2 separate regions of the Homo sapiens genome follow, and region 1 is linked to region 2. A link is a contact called in ENCODE Hi-C or POLR2A ChIA-PET data. All regions are on one chromosome and are shown on one strand. Each heading gives the region's core, a stretch centred on a gene start or an enhancer-like site at or near the end of the contact. The rest is flanking DNA. Distances are from core to core; before and after follow the strand shown. Region 1 has its middle 24 kb from the start of LAT. Region 2 holds the start of SH2B1 (SH2B adaptor protein 1).

Evidence for each region. Hi-C counts contacts between places; a loop is a spot of excess contacts on that map. ChIA-PET counts read pairs that join two places held with the same protein, here RNA polymerase II (POLR2A). Pooled maps may share reads with other maps.
Region 1: a loop to region 2 is called in a pooled map, with 3 times the contacts of the local background. The contact joins the enhancer-like site here to the promoter of SH2B1 in region 2. A Hi-C loop is called at or near these places in 4 of 50 pooled maps. POLR2A ChIA-PET finds 5 or more read pairs at or near these places in 2 of 52 experiments (H1 and naive thymus-derived CD8-positive, alpha-beta T cell).

Annotation. Positions count from the first base shown.
Region 1 is chr16:29,006,136-29,011,243 of GRCh38, reverse strand. No RefSeq gene overlaps it. Among named protein-coding and RNA genes, the nearest start is that of LAT, 24 kb to the right of the region's middle. Within about 2 kb of position 3,048, at least 3 of the 41 ENCODE cell types and tissues checked have a DNase peak (open chromatin) inside an H3K27ac peak, as active enhancers do.
Region 2 is chr16:28,862,457-28,867,138 of GRCh38, reverse strand. It overlaps SH2B1 (SH2B adaptor protein 1), which reads right to left and starts at 3,296. Exons shown (of 8, transcript NM_001387430.1): 1 at 106-3,296. The coding sequence starts at 1,044. RefSeq lists a silencer at 3,082-3,241 and enhancers at 3,352-3,711, 3,354-3,859, 3,577-3,871, 4,152-4,221.

The DNA.
Region 1 (5,108 bases), core at 1,799-4,298, 140 kb before region 2:
CAGGCTGTGATTAAGAGATGGTAGAGCCAGAAAAGAGTTAGCTACCAGTGGGCTTTGTGTTTCCTAAAATTTCATTCTTCTGAATCTACATTCACCATTTGTGACTTTTACTATATCCATAACTGTCTGTTCCCACTTTATTAGTTTTCTACTTTTTTTTTTTTTTTTTTTGAAACAGAGTCTTGCTCTATCACCCAGGCTGGAGTGCAGTGGTGAGATCTTGCCTCACTGCAACTTCCGCCTCCCAGGTTCAAGTGATTCTCCCGCCTCAGCCTCCCCAGTACCTGGGACTACCGGTGCATGCCACCACCCCTGGCTAATTTTTGTATTTTTAGTAGAGATGGGGTTTCACCATGTTGACCAGGCTTGTCTCAAACTCCTGATCTCAAGTGATCCGCCCACCTCAGCCTCCCAAAGTGCTGGGATTACAGGTGCGAGCCACCGCGCCTGGCCCCCAGGATTTTTTTATATTTAATTTTTTAGAGTCAGCATCTCTGTCTGTTGCCCAGGCTGGAGTGCAGTGGAGTAAACATAGCTCACTGCAGCCTCGAACTCCTGGTCTCAAGAAACCCTCCTGCCTCAGCTTTCCAAGTAGCTGGGACTACAGGCTGGAGTCACTACACCCAGCTAATTTTTAAAACTTTTATTTTATTAAGATTTTTTTTTTTTTGAGAGGAGTCTTTCTCTGTTGCCCAGGCTGGAGTACAGCGGCGTGACTTCAGCTCACTGAAACTTCCACCTCCCAGGTTCAAGCAATTCTCCTGCCTCAGCCTCCCCAGTAGCTGGGATTACAAGTATGTGCCATCACACATGGCTAATTTTTATATTTTTTAGTAGAGATGAGGTTTCACCATGTTGGCCAGGCTGGTCTCAAACTCCTGGTCTCAAGAGATCCGCCTGCCTCAGCCTCCCAAAGTGCTGGAATTATAGGCATGAGCTACCACATCCGGCCTATTGTTATTTTCATCTTAATTTTTTTTCTTTTTTTTTTTTTTTTGTAGAGACAGAGTCTCACTATATTGCCCAGGATGGTCTAGAACTCCAAGCCTCAAGCAATCTTCCTTCCTCAGCCTCTGAGAGTGCTGGGACTATAGGACTGAGCCACTGCCTGTAATCCCGGCATCTCTCCAGGATTTAAGGTGAATTACCTCTGCTTCTGTTTAAAATGGGCATGCATACAGCCAGCTCAGACTTTGACAATGACCAACCTAATTTGATCAGAGTTCTGTCATTTTGAGGGTTCCTAGCTGTGTGACCTTGGGCAGGTCACTCAACCTTTCTGTGCCTCAGTCTCCCTATCTGTAAAATTGAGTTAGTACGAACTCATAGGGTTGTTGTGAAGATTAAAGACTGTCTCAGAGCAAGTGTCTGTTAAATAAATAAGCCCACCACAGTACAGCTAGAACCACTGAGGTGCTGGGAAGGGAAGGGATGGGCTCAAGAGTCCTTGGAGGACCCCTGATGCCAGGCCAGAGCCTCCCCTCCTCTCAGCCCCTTGCCAGCCCCCACTGGCCTCACCTTCAGACATCTGCTGGAGGGCACTCTCCCTCCGCCCCTTGTTAGCCCAAGCCCCACCTCTGCCCTGGCTGCTGGATTTGCCCCTCACCCCAAGCCCGTGAGGGAGGTGGGTTCACATCTGAGGCCCACAGAGGGTACAGAACCTCCCCCATGCCACTGCCTTTGTATGTCCCAGGGCCAGGAGGAGGGCGCAGTGGATTCTGGGCTCCCACCCCCAGCCCCAGCCCCCGCACACCCGCGTTATCTCTCAGCAGCAGCCACTGAGCCTCCCAATATCTCTCTGATCCCCCAAATTTCCGGTTCCCCAAAGACAACTCAGGATGTGGGGAGGGAGGGGCAGGGAGAGGAGGAGGGAGACAGAGAAGAGAGAGATCGCAGCAAGAGACAGTGAGCCACACAGAGACCAGAAGGAGAATCTCCAAGACAGAGACCAAAACTAGGGCAGAGACGCAGAGACAGATGAGAGAGACAGAGCAGTTCCCAAAGAGCGAGAAAGAGAGAGACAGACAGACAGACAGAGGAAGAGCGCTGGAGAGACATAAACAGACTAGAGACAGAGTCAGAGCCAAAGGGGCGCGGTGACCCCAAGACACACAGTGACAAAGACACAGGGAGACAGGGGCAGAAGTGGAGAGACTGAGGGCCAGGCAGACACAAAAGCGGAGATGGAATAGGGAGAGGGGAGGCTTGGGGTGAGAGATGTTGGGGGTACCCGGAAACAGAAAGTAGGTTGGTGAGCTTGAGAGCCAGACGGGTGATGGGGAAACATGCACAGGGGCCTCCCAGGTACACGAGGGGGCGAGGGGGAGGGAGGCAGGGACAGAGACCCCCAGTGTGTAGGTAGCAGGCCAGAGACCCCATCCCTGTCTTTTTCTTTCTTTCTTTTTTTTTTTTTTTTGAGATGGAGTCTCGCTCTGTCACCCAGGCTGGAGTGCAATGGCGCGATCTGCGCTCACTGCAACCTCCGCCTCCCAGGTTCAAGTGATTCTCCTGCCTCAGCCTCCCGAGTAGCTGGGATTACTGGTGCCGGCCACCACACCCGGCTAATTTTTGTATTCTTAGTAGAGACAGGGTTTCACCATGTTGGCCAGGCTGGTTTCAAACTCTTGACCTCAAGTGTTCTGCCCACCTCAGCCTCTCAAAGTGCTGAGATTACAGGCGTGAGCCACCCACGCCCGGCCTCCCTCCCTGTCTTTCTCAGGGATCCAAGGACCTTCCCAGCCCGCTCAGGGCCACAGATACTCCAAGCGTCCACCCATCAGGCTTATATAACCCTTGGCTTAAGCCCAGCCCTGGAGCACCCCCACAGCCCCAGAGCCAGCAGCCCCAGGGAGAATCCCAGCAGTGAGGTGTGCTCAGAAGGGCTGCCACTGCCCACCACGCTCCTTGTTTATGAAAGGGTGATAAGGAGAAGAACTCCCACAAGGGTCACAGTAAGAACCGAGTGTCTCTACAGCAATGGCACCTTGCCCAGCAGATGGTAGGTGCCTGGAGATGGGGCCTTGTTGATGAAGGCTGGTGCTCCCACAGCATCCTGTCTAGATGAGTCAGGATGCTTTCATCTGCAAATGACAGAAACCCAGATGAAGCTGAGCCAAGCCAAAGAGGCGTGCTTATTAACTCCTGCAGCTGAACAGTTCATGGGTGGATCCAGCTTCAGGAACAAGTGGATCCAGGACCTCTGTATTAGCGTTCACTAGTGAGACAGGACTAATAGGATAGATAAATATTTGAAGGGGAATTTATTAGGAGAATTGACTCACACGATAACAAGTGAAGTCCCACAATAGGCCATCTGCAAGCTGAGGAGCTGGGAAGCCAGTCCAAGCCCCAAAACCTCAAAATTAGGGAAGCTGACAGTGCAGCCTTCAGTCTGTGGCTGAAGGCCCAAGAACCCCTGGCAAACTACTGGTGTAAGTCCAAGAGTCCAAAAGCTGAAGAACTTGGAGTTCAATATTTGGGGGCAGGAAGCACAGGGGAAAGATGAAGGCCAAAAGACTCAGCAAGTCTGCTCTTTCCAACTTCTTCTGCCTGCTTTTATTTATTTATTTATTTTGAGACAGAGTCTCGCTCTGTCACCCAGGCTGGAGTGCAATGATGCCATCTAGGCTCCGCCTCCCAGGTTCAAGCGATTATCCTGCCTCAGCCTCCCGAGTAGCTGGGATTGCAGGCACCCACCACCACACCTGGCTGATTTTTGTATTTTTAGTAGAGACCAGGTTTCACCATGTTGGCCAGACTGGTCTCGAACTCCTGACCTCAGGTGATCCCACCCGCCTCGGCCTCCCAAAGTGCTGGGATTGCAGGCATGCACCCAGCCCTGCCTACTTTATCCTAGCCACACTGGCAGCTAATTAGATGGTGCCTACCCAGATTGAGGGTGGGTCTGTCTCTCTCAGTCCACTGACTCAAATATTAATCTCCTTTGGCAACACCTTCACAGACACACCCAGGATCAATACTTTGCATCCTTCGATCCAATCAAGGTGACACTCAATATTAACTATCACAAGTCCACCCCTTGTCAATTTGAACCCATATACATCTCCTGAAATCATACATAATTTTCAAATAAAGACAATAATAGGCTGGGCGCAGTGGCTCAGGCCTGTAATCCCAGCACTTTGGGAGGTTGAGGCGGGCAGATCACCTGAGGTCAGGAGTTCTAGACCAGCCTGGCCAACATGGCAAAATCCCGTCTCTACTAAAAATACAAAAATTTCCTGGGCATGGTGGTGTGTGCCTGTAATCCCAGCCACTCGGGAGGCTGAGGCAGGAGAATGGCTTGAACCCAGAAGGCAGAGGTTGCAGTGAGCCGAGATCACACCACTGCACTCCAGCCTGGGGGATAGAACGAGGCTCTGTCTCCAAAAAAACAAAGTTTATAATTACACCTAACATAATACAGCTATCCTTCATACAACCGGAAGCACACCAATCCTTAACCTAAATGCTATTACGTAAAGTTAACAGCACATAAATGCTGATATGAGGTCAATAAATCTTATGTCACATGATAAAGGAAATAAAATGAAGATATTTTCTTAGTGTGTACATGCACAAACATATTCTCAACAAAATAACGAGGAAATACTCATGACAGTTACAGTCCTCGTTTCTGCAACTGGTCATGTGGTCATAGCTGGTATTGATGACTACCTTCTTCTACTACCCATTCTGTATTCCCTTTGTCTTTCACAAGTACCTCAGCAGGTTGCGGTTTTTTTTACCTGGTGGAGTGACCCAAACCTTCATTCCTGAAGGGTCTGGACTATTTGTAGTCCTGCCTGAATTGGGCTATTGTAGTTTCCCACTGAATTTAATCACAGATCATGGTACTATTAAGAGACGCCCTACGGGATCTCCTGTATTCCATGCATACTCTTCCTTACCTCTATTGTGGAGTAGTAGACTGATTTCATCTTGATAGTCCAGTCAATCACCCCAGCCAACATTGTAACTCCCTTCTTCTTAGCATGTTAACTCAAAGGTAGGAGAAGCCTGAAGTGTCCGGGTGGCAATCTTAACTTTCAGTTTAATGGAATCGTTGTGTCTCCTGGTGGCAGTGTTCCTCCCTCTGGAACTAAGAC
Region 2 (4,682 bases), core at 2,047-4,546:
ACCAGGGCCATGGGCTGGTAAACCCCAGAGCTTATCTGCAGGGCTGTGACCACTCTGAGCACTCTCTCACTTGCTCTCAGTCACCCACCCTCCAAGGGGCCTCACCTTGGGTGGTACAAAGAACTCCAGGCGACTTCCTCCTCCTCCTTCTCCTTCACTTCGAAGCAGCAGGCGACACTTCTGCCACTGAGGCTGCCCTCCTCCCCCTGAAGGAGGCCCAGCCACCCCTCCTCCCCGGCCCACTCCGGCTGGGTCAGGGGCTGCCTCCTCAGCCCCCATGAAACTCAGCAGCTCTTCCCTCTGCACCATCCCTGCTCCATCCTTCAAGGCGCCCCCTCCCCGACTGAGTCTCAGCCTCTCAAAACGGTGAGTCCATCTTTCCCCAGGGGACGTTCCATCACTGACCAGTCCCCTACCAACGGTCCCAGCCCCGCCAGAGGAGTTGGAGTTGCTGTTTCCACCTAAGACTGGGGGGCCTGACGAGGTCTCCAGGGGCCCAGCGGAGGAGGGAGGGTCAACGGTCCCCCGCCACTGCAGGATGCCACGGACTGAGCCTCGGACAGAGCGACCCACTGAACGCAGGGAAAAGCGCTTCTTGAGCTTCGGCTTGGAGGAGGTTGTAGAGGAGGAAGAGACTGAGGAAGGGAGGGGGCCGGCCAGGTCCTCAGATGATCGAGAAGGGCCCAGCACAGCCAGGGGCCCACCCACCCTGCAGCTCTCAAGGGACAGGTCATGTGGCGAAATCTCCGCACCAGGGCTCAGGGGAGCCAGGATGGGTGGCGACAGGGAGCCAGAGGCCCGGGCCACCTCGGCTTCAAAGTGCTGCAGGAAGAGCTCAGCAAAACGGCGGGAGAAGGCAGCCTCGGCCCCGGGCCCCGCATATTGGGGGTGGGAGGCCAGGTAGAGGCGAAAACGGCGGGCAAAGTCCAGAGCCGCAGCCCGGGCGTGGGACTCACAGAACTCCCGCCAACTAGGGGGCGGGGGTGGGGGCAGCGGGGGAGACGAGGGGGAGGCCCCGTCCTCTGGGGAAGGGGCACCATTCATGATGGGCCCCAGGAGGTGGAGAGGGGGAGCCTGTGGGGCACAAAGAGGGAGGCAGCCAGAAGACGAGGGGTGGGCGGCAGCAGCTGCGAAAGGAAGAGAGAGGCACACACGAGGGTCACTGCTGAGGGCGCACCGGAGGCTGCATCCCACCCCCAGCCAGAGACGTCCGACCCTACTTCAGACTCCGCAGAGAGCAATGGGGAAGGGAGCCCAACACCTCCCTTCCCTCTCCCAGATCCTGGCACCCTGCAGGCCCCAGCCAACTGGCTCCCCAGCGTCTAACCTGCCCCGAGCCTGCCACATTTGCCCCCACTTTCCTTAGCTTTGGATCCAGCAGTAGAGGGCTTTGGAGCACCTTCCCCCTAAAAAAGGGAACTTTTCCAGATCACCCCCCCTCTACATCGGATCCTCCAATATTCATGTCACACTTCCCATGAGCCATTCTAGAGGCTCCCACTTGGTTATCTTACCTTTCCCTGAGAGGTTTCAAAGACCTCTCGAACAGATGAGGAAACCGAAGCTCAGAAAAGTTTCAGAACTCCAAGTCTACTGTTTTCCCCACTTCATAGTCCCTGTCCCCAGGGCCCGGCTGGGCCAGCCTCAGCCATAGCACCTCACCGCCCCAGCTCGCAGGGGGCTAGAGAGGAGCTGGGATTCTAGACCTTAGAGAGCCTGCCTCACGCATCTTAGGGTCCAACTCTTTGGAGGGGGCCGATTCATTAATGAGGATGGATGCATGATGGACCAAAACAGTAATTGTCTTGAAAGCTGACCCCAGAGTCCAGCACCCACGCACTGCGTGAAGGAGATGTGAAATAGCTACAGCCCACTTCTTTGGTATCCCTTCAGTCTGGGGCCAGAGGCCGCAGGGGCCCCAGAGGAGAAACTGGGTTGGCTCAGGTCAAGTCTTTGCTGGCCTCACGTAAACAAAACATCACAGGGAGAGCTGGGGCCCTAGGATTTTTCACCTTCCTCTTCTCCCACTGGGGAGTATGCCCTAAAGGCAGGTTAGCCTTCTGGTTAAGGCCATGGACTTGAGTCAGACCAGGGCTCAAACCACCTTATGAGCACCCAGTCCAGCCACCTTATGAGCGATGTTATCTTGAACAAATTCCACGTCCTCTCTGAGCCTCCGTTTTTCTATCTGTTAAACAAAGCTAATGATCCCTCCCCTCGAAATGTTGAGAGAATTACATGGAATGGGGTATGTCAGCGCTGAACGCAAAGTAAGCATCCGCTGAACGACTGCCATTGTTACTATCTTCATGTGGGAGAAGAATATTATTGTTCCAATTTTCTAAAATAGAAATTAGAGAAAGGAGGAGCCCTCTCAAGGTCTTACAACTAGAAAGTGGCAGAGCTGGGTGTGGAATTTACAACCCTTGGCTCTTGTTAGCGCTCCTCCCGCCACGCAATACTGGAAGGTGACAGCCCCAGGACTGGGGCCAGAGCAGCTCAGGAAAGCCTCCCCAAACCCTCAGCGACCTCAGACTCCTGTTCAAACCTACAGCCAGGCTGTAAGTCGGTGAACCCTCCCCTTCCTCCTGGGCCTCGACCCTACAAGCTCAGATGGCTCCAACCGCAGGGACAACTCCAAACCAACGAGAAACAATCAGGAGATGCAGGAGTCATGGAGCACGGGGGAACCCAGCCAAGAAGTGCAAACCAATCTCCAGCCAGCGGCCACCTCGGCTCACACAGGCCCACCCAATCCTCCGCACCGCAGACAGACCCAGCCCCCTTCAGGCCCGCTGACCCTGCGACTCCTAAGCTGGTGACTCAGTTTCTCTTCTGCCAAGCAGGACTCAGACACATTTTCCCGGTGCACCTGCCTCCTGGCTCAGTTCTGATATTTCCCGAAGGGCGGGAGGTGGAGGGTGCAGGCTCCGCTCTCGGCTCGGACCCTCCGGGCCCGGTGGTCCATATACTCCGATCCGACCCTACTCCCTGGACACCCCCCAGCCGCCCATTTTCCGGGGCCGCATCCACCTCGGGACCAGCCCTGTCTGCTGCACTCTCCGGGGCCGAGTGCCTCTCCAGCCCCCGGCCCTCCACGCCCACCCCCACCCAGGAATCCTCTCGGGCGCCAGGGCCGGGTCGCGGAGAGGGAAAAGGTACTTGAAGAGGGGGGTTCCGGTTCCGGTCCCACCTGCATCTCGGTCCCCGAGGTTAGCTCCGGCGGCGGCGGCGGCGGCGGCGGCTCCCGCTCCCTGCGCCCCCACCCACTACGCGACGAGCGCCCAGCCCGGTTCCGCGCAGGCGTCAGGACCCCCTTTCCCGTCGCTGAAGGAAGAGACCATAGAGAACAGCGGCGGGAGGGAAGGGCACCTTCATACTTACTTCCGCCATCCTCCCACTCGGCGCCGACCCCAGGAGACCGAAGACGGTGTGAATCTCGTAGGGCTTCAGTGCCTTCTCCAGTTGCACCTAAAAGCGACCACAGACGCAGCGGGGGAAGTGCTTGGATCCCACCAGAGCGTCCTCCCGGAGGAAATTCGGGACAAAGGGGCGATGTCGACCATAGAGAACCGGCCTTAGGGGATAGAGTCCCAGGGCCCGGCTGAGGGCTAGAGTAGCCGCCGAGCACCGGAAACCAGCGAGATGATGAGGCTGTGTGAACGGCCCGCTGCAGCCTAGAGCGCCGGCCCCGCTGTGGAGGGGCACGCGGACAACGCCACCAAGGAGCTGAGCGAGGAAAGAAGCGGGTGACCTTGGGGAGGCCCTGCGGGGAGGCGGAGCCTGAACTTACGACCTTGGTTTATCTGAGGAAAGGGGCAGGCGGTCCAGGAGTTTGCATCTCTGAGGCTGGAGATGAAGATGGTGGTAGTGGTGGGGGAGGGGGTGGGTAGAAATAATGAGGTCAGGGCCGGGCGCAGTGGCTCATGCCTGTAATCCCAGCACTTCGGAAGGCCGAGGCAGGTGGATCACCTGAGGTCAGGAGTTCGAGACCAGCCTGGCCAACATGGTGAAACCCCGTCTCTACTAAAAATACAAAAATTAGCCGGGCATGGTGGCGCGCGCCTGTAGTCCCAGTCCCTCCGGAGGCAGAGGCAAGAGAATAGCTTGAATCCGGAAGGCAGAGATTGCGGTGAGCCGAGATGGCGCCACGGCACTCCAGCCCAGGCAACAGAACTAGAATCCCTATTTTAAAAATAGAAAAAAAAAAAATGAGGTCAGGGCCGGGAGCGCTGGCTCACGCCTGTAATCCCAGCCCTTTGGGAGGCCGAGGCGGGCGGATGGCTTGAGGTCAGGAGTTTGAGACCAGCCTGACCAACATGGTGAAACCCCGTCTGTACTAAAAATACAAAAAATTTAGCCGGGCGTGGTGGCAGGCGCCTGTAATCCCAGCCCCTTGGGAGACCGAGGCAGGAGAACAGCTTGAACCCGGGAGGCAGAGGTTGCGGTGAGCCGAGATGGCGCCACGGCACTCCAGCGCGGGCAACAGAGCTAGACTCCCTATCAAAAAAAAAAAAAAAAAAAAAGAATTGAGGTCAAGGCCGGACGCAGTGGCTCACGCCTGTAATCCCAGCACTTTGGGAGGCCGAGGCGGGCGGATCACTTGAGGTCAGGAGTTTGAGACCAGCCTGACCAACATGGTGAAACCCCATCTGCAATAAAAATACAAAAATTTTAGCCGG